Regions from separate parts of the Homo sapiens genome. Here region 2 is linked to region 1. A link is an interaction called in ENCODE POLR2A ChIA-PET data of the cell type or tissue named here. Cell type or tissue: HCT116. All regions are shown on one strand. Each heading gives the region's core, and the rest is flanking DNA. Links, peaks and the distances in the headings are about the cores only. Region 1 overlaps TANGO6 (transport and golgi organization 6 homolog). Region 2 overlaps TANGO6 (transport and golgi organization 6 homolog).

Region 1 (5,382 bases), core at 172-5,171:
CGCTTGCTGAACATGTGGAGATGCTGGGAGTGGGGCTAGCCCAGAGAGGGCATGGAAGCTACACCCCCACCCGCTTGTCCTATCCATCTGTCTGTTCATCTGTGTCCTTTGTAATAACCTTTATAATAAACCGGTAAATGTTTAAAAAAAAAACACTGAACATCACATCTGCATGGTAAGTAGCAGTTGTTCTGGATGGTTCTTGCTATCATGATGTAGATGAAGAAGATGAGGATGTAGACATAAGATGTAAGGAGAATTATGATTTTTTTTTTTCATTCCTCATTGATTCTCAATTCCCTTTTTTGGGTAGGTGGTGGACTTTGTAGCAGCAACATTGCAGAGAGCCTGTGCAAGCCTGGCCCATCAGGCAGAGAGCACCGTGGAATCACAGACGCTGAGCATGTCCATGGGGCTGGTGGCTGTCATGCTAGGAGGAGCTGTTCAGGTGAGTTGTAGACATGAGGCAAGCTTGAATGGAGGGAAGGGAGAAGCGAAATACCAGTTGTTTTCCTTCCATATCCTTGTGAGAAATAAGAATGGATATTGTACATAGGAGAACCTAGATAAAGAAGTTAGTTTGTTAATGAGAATTCTCTCCAAAGTAGAGAACAAGAAAGTTGCACCATTTCTACTCTGTCACCTGCATAGACTTCACTATCAGAAGGGCAGGGTCCTTTCTACCTGTTACAATCTTAATTTGGGAACATCTAGCCTGGTGTTTTGCATCTGAGGTGAATACTAGATTTTCTGGCTCTCACTCTCCAAAGCTCAGCCCTTGTTTCTGCTACTGTTGTTGGGGAAAGTCCTCAACTGGTTGCATAGGATCCATCTATTTTGAATGCTCCATTTTAGCACAGGATTCATTCTTCATCCCTTATCAGGTAGCATGTTAAAGCTTTGCTTCCAGCCACTTTTAAGTATGTATGTCTTTTACATACCTAATTTATAATTTTTAAATTTATTTTTTTAAACACTACATATTGGCCGGGTGCGGTGGCTCACTGAGCCTGTAATCCCAGCACTTTGGGAGGCTGAGTTTGGTGGATCACCTGAGGTGAGGAGTTTGAGACCAGCCTGGTCAACATGGTGAAACCCCGTCTCTACTAAAAATATTTAAAAAAAATTAGCTGGGCGTGGTGGCGGGTGCCTGTAATCCCAGCTACTCGGGAGGCTGAGGCAGGAAAATTGCTTGAACCCAGGAGCCGGAGGTTGCAGTGAGCCGAAATCGTGCCATTGCACTCCAGCCTGGGTGACAAGAGCTAAACTCCATCTCAAAAAAAATTAAACAAACAAAACCTACATATTGCATACTTGTGTGCCACACATACTAAGCTAGGGTGCTGGGAATACAGCAGGGGACAGGGCAGACCGTCATGAAACTTGCAGTCCAGTAAGGAAGTCAGACACTAAATGACTGTTCAGAAATGTACTTAGAATTGAATGAAGGGTCTCAAAAGAGAAGTGGCGGGTACCAAGAGCACATAACATCTAACCTAGGCTGGGAAGATTTCCACTGAGGAAGTGTAAGCGTAAGCTAAGATTTGAAGGAAACTCTTCCAAGTAAGGAAAACATCACGTACAAAGGCTTAGAAGCAGCAAAGAGCTTGGTATACTTGAGACACTGATGGAAGGCTGGTGTTAGTGAATTGTAGAGACCAAGGGGAAGAGCATGCCTGCAAGGACAAAAGATAGTCAAGGGCTAGACCATGCATGTGTGTGTGACTGGCTGATTACATACCGAGTTAGGTGAGGAGTCTGCAGGAAAGCAGAATAGGCTTAGTGTGAGTCTTATGAAATCTACCCTGCAGCCAGCCTGCTCATAACCCTTAGCAATGAGTAGGATACCCTCTGGGAATGGATTTTTGAGCTTGAGGATTCAAATCTGATTCTGATTCTCGATGTATTAGAATATACCTTTCACTAGCCTGTCTAAAAGGAAAGGGAATTTTATCTGGGCCTGTTATTAGTGTGAAGCCCATTTCTTTAGATTTACTTAGCACTTCTAATTATATATTTTCCATATTGTTTTAAAAAAAAAGCTTTTGGTTCAGTTTCTAGAGCCATAGTATACCCTTGCTGTTAGAACTGTCAAGGTTTGGGAGGCCGAGGTGGGCGGATCAGGAGGTCAGGAGATCGAGACCATCCTGGCTAACACAGTGAAACTCCGTCTCTACTAAAAATACAAAAAAAAGGTGGCGGGTGCCTGTAGTCCCAGCTACTCGGGAGGCTGAGGCAGGAGAATGGCGTGAACCTGGGAGGCGGAGGTTGCAGTGGGCGGAGGTTGCAGTGAGCCGAGATCGCGCCACTGCACTCCAGCCTGGGCAACAGAGCGAGACTCTGTCTCAAAAAAAAAAAAAAAAAAAAGAACTATCAAGGAAAGTTTCACTGATGGAATCATTTTTCTTTTTTCTTTTCTTTTTTTTTTTCAGACAGAGTCTTACTCTGTCACCCAGACTGGAATGCAGTGGCACAATCTCAGCTCACTGCAGCCTCCACCTCCTGGGTTCAAGCAATTCTCCTGCCTCAGCCTCCCAAGTAGCTGGGATTACAGGCATGCACCACCACGCCCAGCTAATTTTTTGTATTTATAGTAGAGACAGGGTTTTGCCATGTTGGCCAGGCTGGTCTCGAACCCCTGACCTCAAGTGATTCACCCGCCTCGGCCTCCCAAAGTGTTACAGGCATGAGCCACCACGCTCGGCCGGAATCATTTTTCTTAAGTTGTATTCTTATTGGATTTAGTTGGCCAAATAGATTTTTGTTTTGTTTTGTTTTGTTTTTTTTTGGTTGAATATTGATTTGAATAGTCTTTTTCCACAAGGTGAGAGTGTGCTTTTTTTTTTTTTTTTTTTTTTGGCTTCTCTTTACTTCACACTTATCATTTCAAACCACATCCCAATGTAAGATAGATCACAAAAATCTCCATTTCCCTTTCTAGAAGCCCATTGTTGGAGGGCTGGCTGTGCACATTAGTTGTGTTCTAAGACAGACTCACCTGACTGATATCAAGGTTATACCTTGCAGGCCCCTGCCTTTCTGTGAGCCATCCTGACTCACTGATTACATCCGGCATTCCTCTGACTTTGCAGTTAGTTAAGTGAACATAAGCACGTCACCCCCTATACCTTTGCCCTAGATCTACTACTTTTTTTCTGTTTGAATCATGGATTTGTAAATGGCTTCTATAGTAATGCTGGATTTTCTTTCTTTGTATTAGAAAAAAATGTCATGGTTCTGAATTGTGTTTTCAGTTAATCATTGTCAGGCTAACAATATACTGTTTTTTCCTATTTCTTACTAGGATTCGTTGTTTTGGCTTATTAAAAAAGAATCTAACATCATCTGAACCTTTTTTGTTTCTAATTTATGTAATCAAAGTGATTATTAGAACATTGTGTCTGGGAAGAGGAGTTAATTTGGAAAAAGCATGTATTTAAGACTGCTGACAACAACAACAAAAACAAAATTAAAAAAAAAAAAAGGCCGGGCGCGGTGGCTTATGCCTGTAATCCTAGGACTTCGGGAGGCCAAGTCGGGTGGATCACGAGGTCAGGAGTTCAAGACCAGCCTGGCAAACATGGTGAAACCCCATCTCTACTAAAAATACAAAAATCAGCCGGGCTTGGTGGCGCGTGCCTATAATCCCAGCTACTTGGGAGGCTGAGGCAGGAGAATCGCTTGAACCCAGGAGGGGGAGGTTGCGGTGAGCGGAGACCATGCCACTGCACTCCAGCCTGGCAACAGAGCAAGACTCCATCTCAAAACAAACAAACAAAAATTTATAATTAAAAAAAAAAAGACTGCTGACAAGATAACTGTAGTTCCAGGCTCATTTTCTAAATTTCAGAGTTAGTCACCACTAAAAGTATTATACATTGGTTACTCCTCCCTGTCCCCTCAAGAAGCAGTTTCTGCATGATGTTGTATTGTCCATTGGTCTCTAAAGCACGAGGCTGAGCAGACCATTCCAGACCTTCTTTAGGAAAAACCAAAACCATGTTGTTCCAGGGAGGCAGCAGAGCTTCTGGTTAAAAGCTGGGCTCCAAATCTTGAAATCTAGATTCTACTGGGGTGGGGGCCCATTATTGGGAGAGAAAAGGTGCATCTCTTCTCTAAAGGGGAAGGGGGCTTTAGCTTGGTCTTACTCTACACTGCTTAGGTCATGTTTTTTTTTTTTTTTTTTTTTTTTTTTGAGATGGAGTTTCGCTCGTTGCCCAGGCTGGGGTGCAATGGCACGATCTCGGCTCACCGCAACCTCCGCCCGCTGGGTTCAAGCGATTCTCCTGCCTCAGCCTCCCAAGTAGCTGGGATTACGGTCATGCACCACCACGCCCGGCTCATTTTGTATTTTTTTTTTTTTTGTAGTAGAGATGGGGTTTCTCCATGTCGGTCAGGCTAGTCCCGAACTCCTGACCTCAGGTGATCTGCCCGCTTCCGCCTCCCAAAGCGCCGGGATTACAGGCATGAGCCACCGCGCCTGGCCTGCTTAGGTCATGTTTTTGATCAAAGACCATTGCTCAGACTCTTTGGCAGAAAGGTTACCAGGAGCATGGACTGTGTTTTAGGTGCTGCTGACTTACATATTAGAATCATTGCAAACGATTAGAGGCTGGGGTAGAAGTAGTGGTAAGCAAGCTAGAGGTCTATTGCAGAATGGAGGAAGGGGAGAGAGGGACGAGCCGCTGAAATCTGTTGCATGCTGGTGAGGCGAATTGGTTGAGTCAGTTCCTGTGCTACAATGCTGTCCTTTCTCTTCTTCACCGAGCCCAATTTGGGTGCTCTATAGAACTGCTTGGGAAAATTCCCATTATTTCAAGCTGTTATATAGAACTCCAAAGAGCAGACAATCCTTCTTAATTGCTGTTGCTTTCAAGCAGCCTCATTTAGAGATGTCTTACTTTCTGCCATATTTAATAAACCTGCCACAGTAGGTACTTAATTAACAGTTTTTGAATGGATGGATAAATGGAAGGAAGAAAGAATAAAAGGAAGAAAGGAAAGGTGATGTCTAATGAAGGAGGCATGATTTGTTTTGTTTTGTTTTGTTTTGTTTTGTTTTGTTTTGTTTTTTCAAAAGGGCATGAGCTCAAAAAGTTGAAAAACACTGCCCTCACCCATAGTGAGCAACCTCCAGATCTGGGCACACCCATGGGAGTGTTGTGAATGTTAGTCATGTGTTATCAGGGGCAAAGGAGAGCCATGCTTCTTGTTTTCACAGGCTTTCACTTGATTATCCTCTAGGTAATCCAGTCTTTTATCAGAATTTCCCTAGAGTGGAGAGGCATCCTTCAACTGCTTGTATGCAGGTGATCAAACTGGCTAAAAAAGCCCTTACTTGCAAACCACAGTGCCTCCAATTTTACAACTTAAAAAGAAAAT
Region 2 (5,382 bases), core at 162-5,161, 97 kb after region 1:
TGTGGCATGATCTCGGCTAACTGTAAGCTCCACCTCCTGGGTTCACGCCATTCTCCTGCCTCAGCTTCCCGAGTAGCTGGGACTACAGGCGCCCGCCACCACGCCCAGATAATTTTTTGTATTTTTAATAGAGACCGGGTTTCGCCATGTTAGCCAGGATGGTCTCGATCTCCTGACCTCATGATCCGCCCCCTCTGCTTCCCAAAGTGCTGGGATTACAGGCATGAGCCACCGCACCTGGCCAATGGATGCTCATTTTCAAAGGAGTGCTGGAGCTCAGTTAGGGCAGGAATTTACATAAATGGAACGTTAAGTTGCAGTTTTGTTAATATAGTGATATGCTCTTGACTTATATGGCCAGTCAGTATAAGAAACAGCCGTATGATTCCTGCATTGAATATAAAGCTTCTATTGCCCACTCTCTTCTTCACTTTTCCACCAGGCCCTCACATGCCTTGTTCCTTGAGGTCTTCTCCTCTGAGAGCTCTTCCCTGAGCCCTCACCCACATTGTCAACTCCCCCGCTCCTTATTTTTTTTCATAGCCTTCATTGCTGCTGGAAATTTTATTATTTATTGTCTTTCTTCCCCGCTAGAAGTAGGCTTCATGAAGATGGGAGCTTTGATTTCTTGTTCATGCCATATTGTCCTCAGTACTGAGAACATTGGCACATTGGAGTACTGTGGGCACTCAATTAAGATTTGCTGGATCAATTAGCCAGGCGTGGTGGCACATGCCTGTAATCCCAGCTACTTGGGAGGCTGAGGCAGGAGAATTACTTGAACCTGGGAGAGGGAGGTTGCGGTGAGCCGAGATTGCGCTGTTGCATTCCAGCCTGGGCAACAAGAGCGAAACTCCATCTCAAAAAAAAAAAAAAGATTTGCCGGATGAATGAATGAGATACCTCTTAGTGTCCTTCCTGAAGTTTCTCTCTCTTCATGATGTTCCTTCTTTTATTGGATAATGAGAGCTGTGTTTTCTAATTCCTTTTTTGCCTTAGCTACCAAGAATTGTAAAATTAAACTACTAAACTCTTGGTTTATTTGCAGTAGCCATTCTTAGCTTGGGATGTCTGCACTTCTCTCACTTACTGTAGAGGTTTTAAAATATTTATTTTATGTATTTTATTTTATTTATTATTATTATTTTGAGATGGAGTCTCTACCCAGGCTGGAGTGCAATGGTGCGATCTCAGCTCACTGCAACCTCCGCCTCCTGGGTTAAAGCTATTCTTCTGCCTCAGCCTCCTGAGTAGCTGGGACCACAGGCAGGCACCACCACACCTGGCTAAATTTTTTGTATTTTTAGTAGAGATGGGTTTCACCATGTTGGCCAGGATGGTCTCAAACTCCTGACCTCAGGTGATTCGCCCACCTCAGCCTCCCAAAGTGCTGGGATTACAGGTGTAAGCCACCATACCCAGCCTAAAATGTTTATTTTAATGACACATGGTTTCAACGTTATTTATTGTAAGTTGCTTCAGATCCTGTGTGGAAGTAAACGAAGACTGAATAATAAGTGAACTAATTGAAGGGTAACAGGGAGTAGTGAAAAAAAAATGAACACACTTTAGAGTCTGAGCAAATAAGATAATACTGGAGCTGTTGTTAATAGAATAGAAACCAGATCAAACATTACTCATAAAAGTCCCTCTCTGTCACCATTTTGGCACATCTCACTCCATTGTTATTGCTTGGTCAGTATTTTTCCTCTTCCCCATTAGGTTTTGCCATGAGGGTAAGGACTGTATCTTTCTTGCTTATGATTAGTCCCCCAGGGCCCAGCACAGTGGCAGACACATAGTACACACTTAATCATTATTTGATAAGTTAATATGCCTTTTCTTTATCATTTATTTTTAACTATAAGCCACTATATTAGTAAACATTAAAATGTTTCTCCTGTGTTCTTACCCTTTTCAACCTGCAATTTCCCCTGCTTGTAGATTCCAAACTTCCTTCATTTTTTATGTGCCTTCCTTCCTGACAAGGAACCTTCTTCCTTTAACCACAACAGCCTCCCACTCCAGGGCTCATGAATGTGTGCCTTTTCTTCCTTCCCCAGTCTCCTAAATCTCATTTTCCTAATGACTAAACTGAAAGTGACTCACCAACTCACACACTTAGAAGTGGAAGGGGCCTGAGAGGTCATCTTGTCTCACTGGCTCATCTCCACTTCCAGGGAAGCGAAGTGAATTGCCCAGGGGTCACTCTGCTGGTTGGCAGCAGGGCCAACCCTAGAACACAGATCTCTAACTCTGGATCCTCATCTCCCACTGCAGAGTGAGCAAGCCCCCTTCCTAACTCCAGAAAGAGAAAGCACTGCAACAAAGGTAGAAAAGTATATTTTAGTCTTAGTTGGAAATCTTTTTTTTTTTTTTTTTGAGAGACAGAGTCTCACCCTTGTTGCCCAAGCTGGAGTGCAATGGCGTGATCTCAGCTCACTGCAACCTCATCATCCCAGGTTCAAGCAATTCTCCTACCTCAGCCTCCCAAGTAGCGGGATTACAGGAGCCCATCACCATGCTTGGCTAATTTTTGTATTTTTAGTAGAGACGAGGTTTCACCATGGTGAGCCACACCATGCCCAGCCGTTGGAAATCTCTTTTTTTTTTTTTTTTTTTTTTGAGACAGAGTCTCTCTCTGTCGCCCAGGCTGGAGTGCAGTGGTGTGATCTCGGCTCACTGCAAGCTCCGCCTCCCGGGTTCACGCCATTCTCCTGCCTCAGCCACCCGAGTAGCTGGGACTACAGGCGCCCGCCACCACGCCTGGCTAATTTTCTTTTTAATATTTTTAGTAGAGACGGGGTTTCACCGTGTTAGCCAGGATGGTCTCAATCTCCTGACCTCGTGATCTGCCCGCCTCGGCCTCCCAAAGTGCTGGGATTACAGGTGTGAGCCACCGCGCCCGGCCGGAAATCTCTTAAATGCAATATATCATAGGAGTTACTCATAGGTAACTCATAGGAATTAAGTATCAGACCATTTAAGTTTGATCCCAGCTCTATTTACTCTTCAAACAAGTTAACTCCTTTGTCTTAGTATATGTCCTTTCTCTTTTTTCCTATGCATTTGAATATTTAATGTACATATTTAAATCTGTATGTTTGCCGGGCGCGGTGGCTCACGCCTGTAATCCCAGCACTTTGGAGGCCGAGGCGGGCGGATCACGAGGTCAGGAGATCGAGACTATCCTGGCTAACACGGTGAAACCCCATCTCTACTAAAAATATTAAAAAGAAAATTAGCCGGGCGTGGTGGCGGGTGCCTGTAGTCCCAGCTACTCAGGAGGTTGAGGCCCGGGAGGCGGAGCTTGCAGTGAGCCAAGATCACGCCACTGCACTCCAGCCTGGGCGACAGAGTGAGACTCCGTCTCAAAAAATAAATAAATAAATAAATAAATCTGTATGTTTGATTTGTTAATAGTAGGAAAAGTTGTGTGTGTGCATATTTGCATACATAAATGGGAATACTGGTTCTGGTAGTTTCTTTCACTTTAACAATGTCTTGAGGAGAGCTTTTCATGTCAGTATATATAATTCTGTCATGTTCATTTTAATCACTGCATAGTAATCCGTAATATGGGTATACCATGGTTATTTAACCTTTCCTATATGAATTTTTTAGTTTATTTCTTCTCATTTTTCACGATTACAATTCACTAAATTCTTGATGCAGATGTCCTTGTGCAGATATGTAACTACCTCTCTAGGATAGATAATTAGAAATGCAAAGACTGGGTCAAAGAGTCTGAGATGACAATTCAAATCTCCTCTTTTCTATTCTGAAAATAGGTTATGTCTAGGTCATCAATGATTTAGTTTTGGCAGCATACGTTGATGTTAACAGGACAGAGGTGAGTCTTATGACTGCATGTAGTATGTTAGGAATTGGGAGCATTTTGGAGAAAGTACTCCTTTATCTTTTTCTTATACTGTATGGAAGGTACATTGTGCTTTGGACCTTGAGGGGAAAACAAAAACAAAAACGAAAAAAAACAAACTTCTTCGTCCTCTTCCTTCCAAGGGACTGAGACTAGCAAAGTCATGCTTTCGAGCAACCTCTGCTTGACTCTGTGACAGCATTTGCCACACAGTTCTATAATTGTCAGTACTTATCTGTTTATATGTACTCCTTAAACTTTGGGCATCTTCTTTTCTCCTTATTTTATTTCATTTTAGTTTTGTAGAGACAAACTATCCCTATGTTGCCCAGGCTGGTCTCAAACTCCTGGGCTCAAGCAATCCTCCCGCCTCAGCCTCCCAAAGTGCTGGGATTATAGGCATGAGCCACCGTGCCCAGCCTACTTTGGGCTTCTTAAAGGGTAAAAATAGTATTTCATCAGTTCTTGTATTCCTAGAATATTAGCATGATACCTAGTACATAATTATGTTTTGTTGAATAAATGAATGAATTCAATTCAATATTACCATTTCCTGTACCTAGTACAGTCATGTGTTGCTTAACAATGGGAATACATTCTGAGAAATGTGTAGTTAGGTGATTTTGTCATTGTACAAACATCATAAAATGTGCCTACACAAACCTAGATGATATTATATTTATATATATTTTTTATACAGAAAATCAAATGTCCCAGTGTCCCAGCACCATTACTGAATACTAATTATTTCCCCAACTTGATCTAATACTAATTATTTCCCCAACTTGATCCCCAACTTGATCAGGTTTCTAAATGTGTGCTGCCCTACAATCTGATAGGACCAGTGTTGTATATGCAGTCCATGATTGACCAAAGCATTGTTATGCAGCTCATGACTGTATATGCAAAGACTGCTAAGACCTGATGGGATCAGAGATGAAGGAGTCAAAGTTCTACCCTCAAGGAATTTATAGTCTTATGGAAGAAACAGATACAGGCTTAAAACATTTAGGAACCAAGGCACGAGTGACAAATGTGATTTAAGTCAAAGCGACTTAAGCACAAAGTATTGTGAGACTTTCAAGGAGGGCTAATTGAAGCTCACTGAGGGGAAGAGGCAGGTTCCACAAAGAAAGTGGCATTTGAACTGGGCCTGGTAGGACAGGTCAGTGATTTATCAATATAGGTCATCATTTGGTGATTAAAAATAGGTGACTTTATGCTTGTAATCCTAACACTTTGGGAGGTAGAGGCAGGAGGATCACTTGAGTTTAGAAGTTCAAGACCAGCCTGGGCAACATAGTGAGACCCTGTTTCTACAAAAAAATCAAAAAATTAGGCGCGATGGCATACACCTGTCTTCCCAGCTACTCTGGAGGCTGAGGTGAGAGGATCACTTGAGCCCAGGAGATTGAGGCTGCAGTGAGCTGTGATCACTCCAGCCTGGGTAACAGAGCAAGACCCACCCCCCCTTTATATATGTATGTATGTGTGTGTGTGTG

What was found. ChIA-PET counts read pairs that join two places held together with the same protein. Peaks named below come from ENCODE experiments on the same cell type or tissue, not always from the same donor. Only the 100,000 strongest peaks of a DNase experiment are listed, where the experiment ranks them.
Region 2: POLR2A ChIA-PET joins it to region 1 with 6 read pairs; 4 of 35 experiments call an interaction of 5 or more read pairs at or near these places.

What each region holds. Positions count from the first base shown.
Region 1 is chr16:68,918,772-68,924,153 of GRCh38, forward strand. TANGO6 (transport and golgi organization 6 homolog) reads left to right here. Exons shown (of 18, transcript NM_024562.2): 12 at 314-448. Among named protein-coding and RNA genes, the nearest start is that of TANGO6, 78 kb to the left of the region's middle. In HCT116, for the core only: no CTCF peak of the experiment used is centred there; DNase peaks (open chromatin) are centred at 3,080, 4,620 and 5,160; H3K4me3 peaks cover 1,798 bases; H3K27ac peaks cover 3,871 bases.
Region 2 is chr16:69,015,537-69,020,918 of GRCh38, forward strand. All of the region lies in intron 15 of TANGO6 (transport and golgi organization 6 homolog), which reads left to right. Among named protein-coding and RNA genes, the nearest start is that of HAS3, 87 kb to the right of the region's middle. In HCT116, for the core only: no CTCF peak of the experiment used is centred there; a DNase peak (open chromatin) is centred at 2,105; H3K4me3 peaks cover 957 bases; H3K27ac peaks cover 2,461 bases.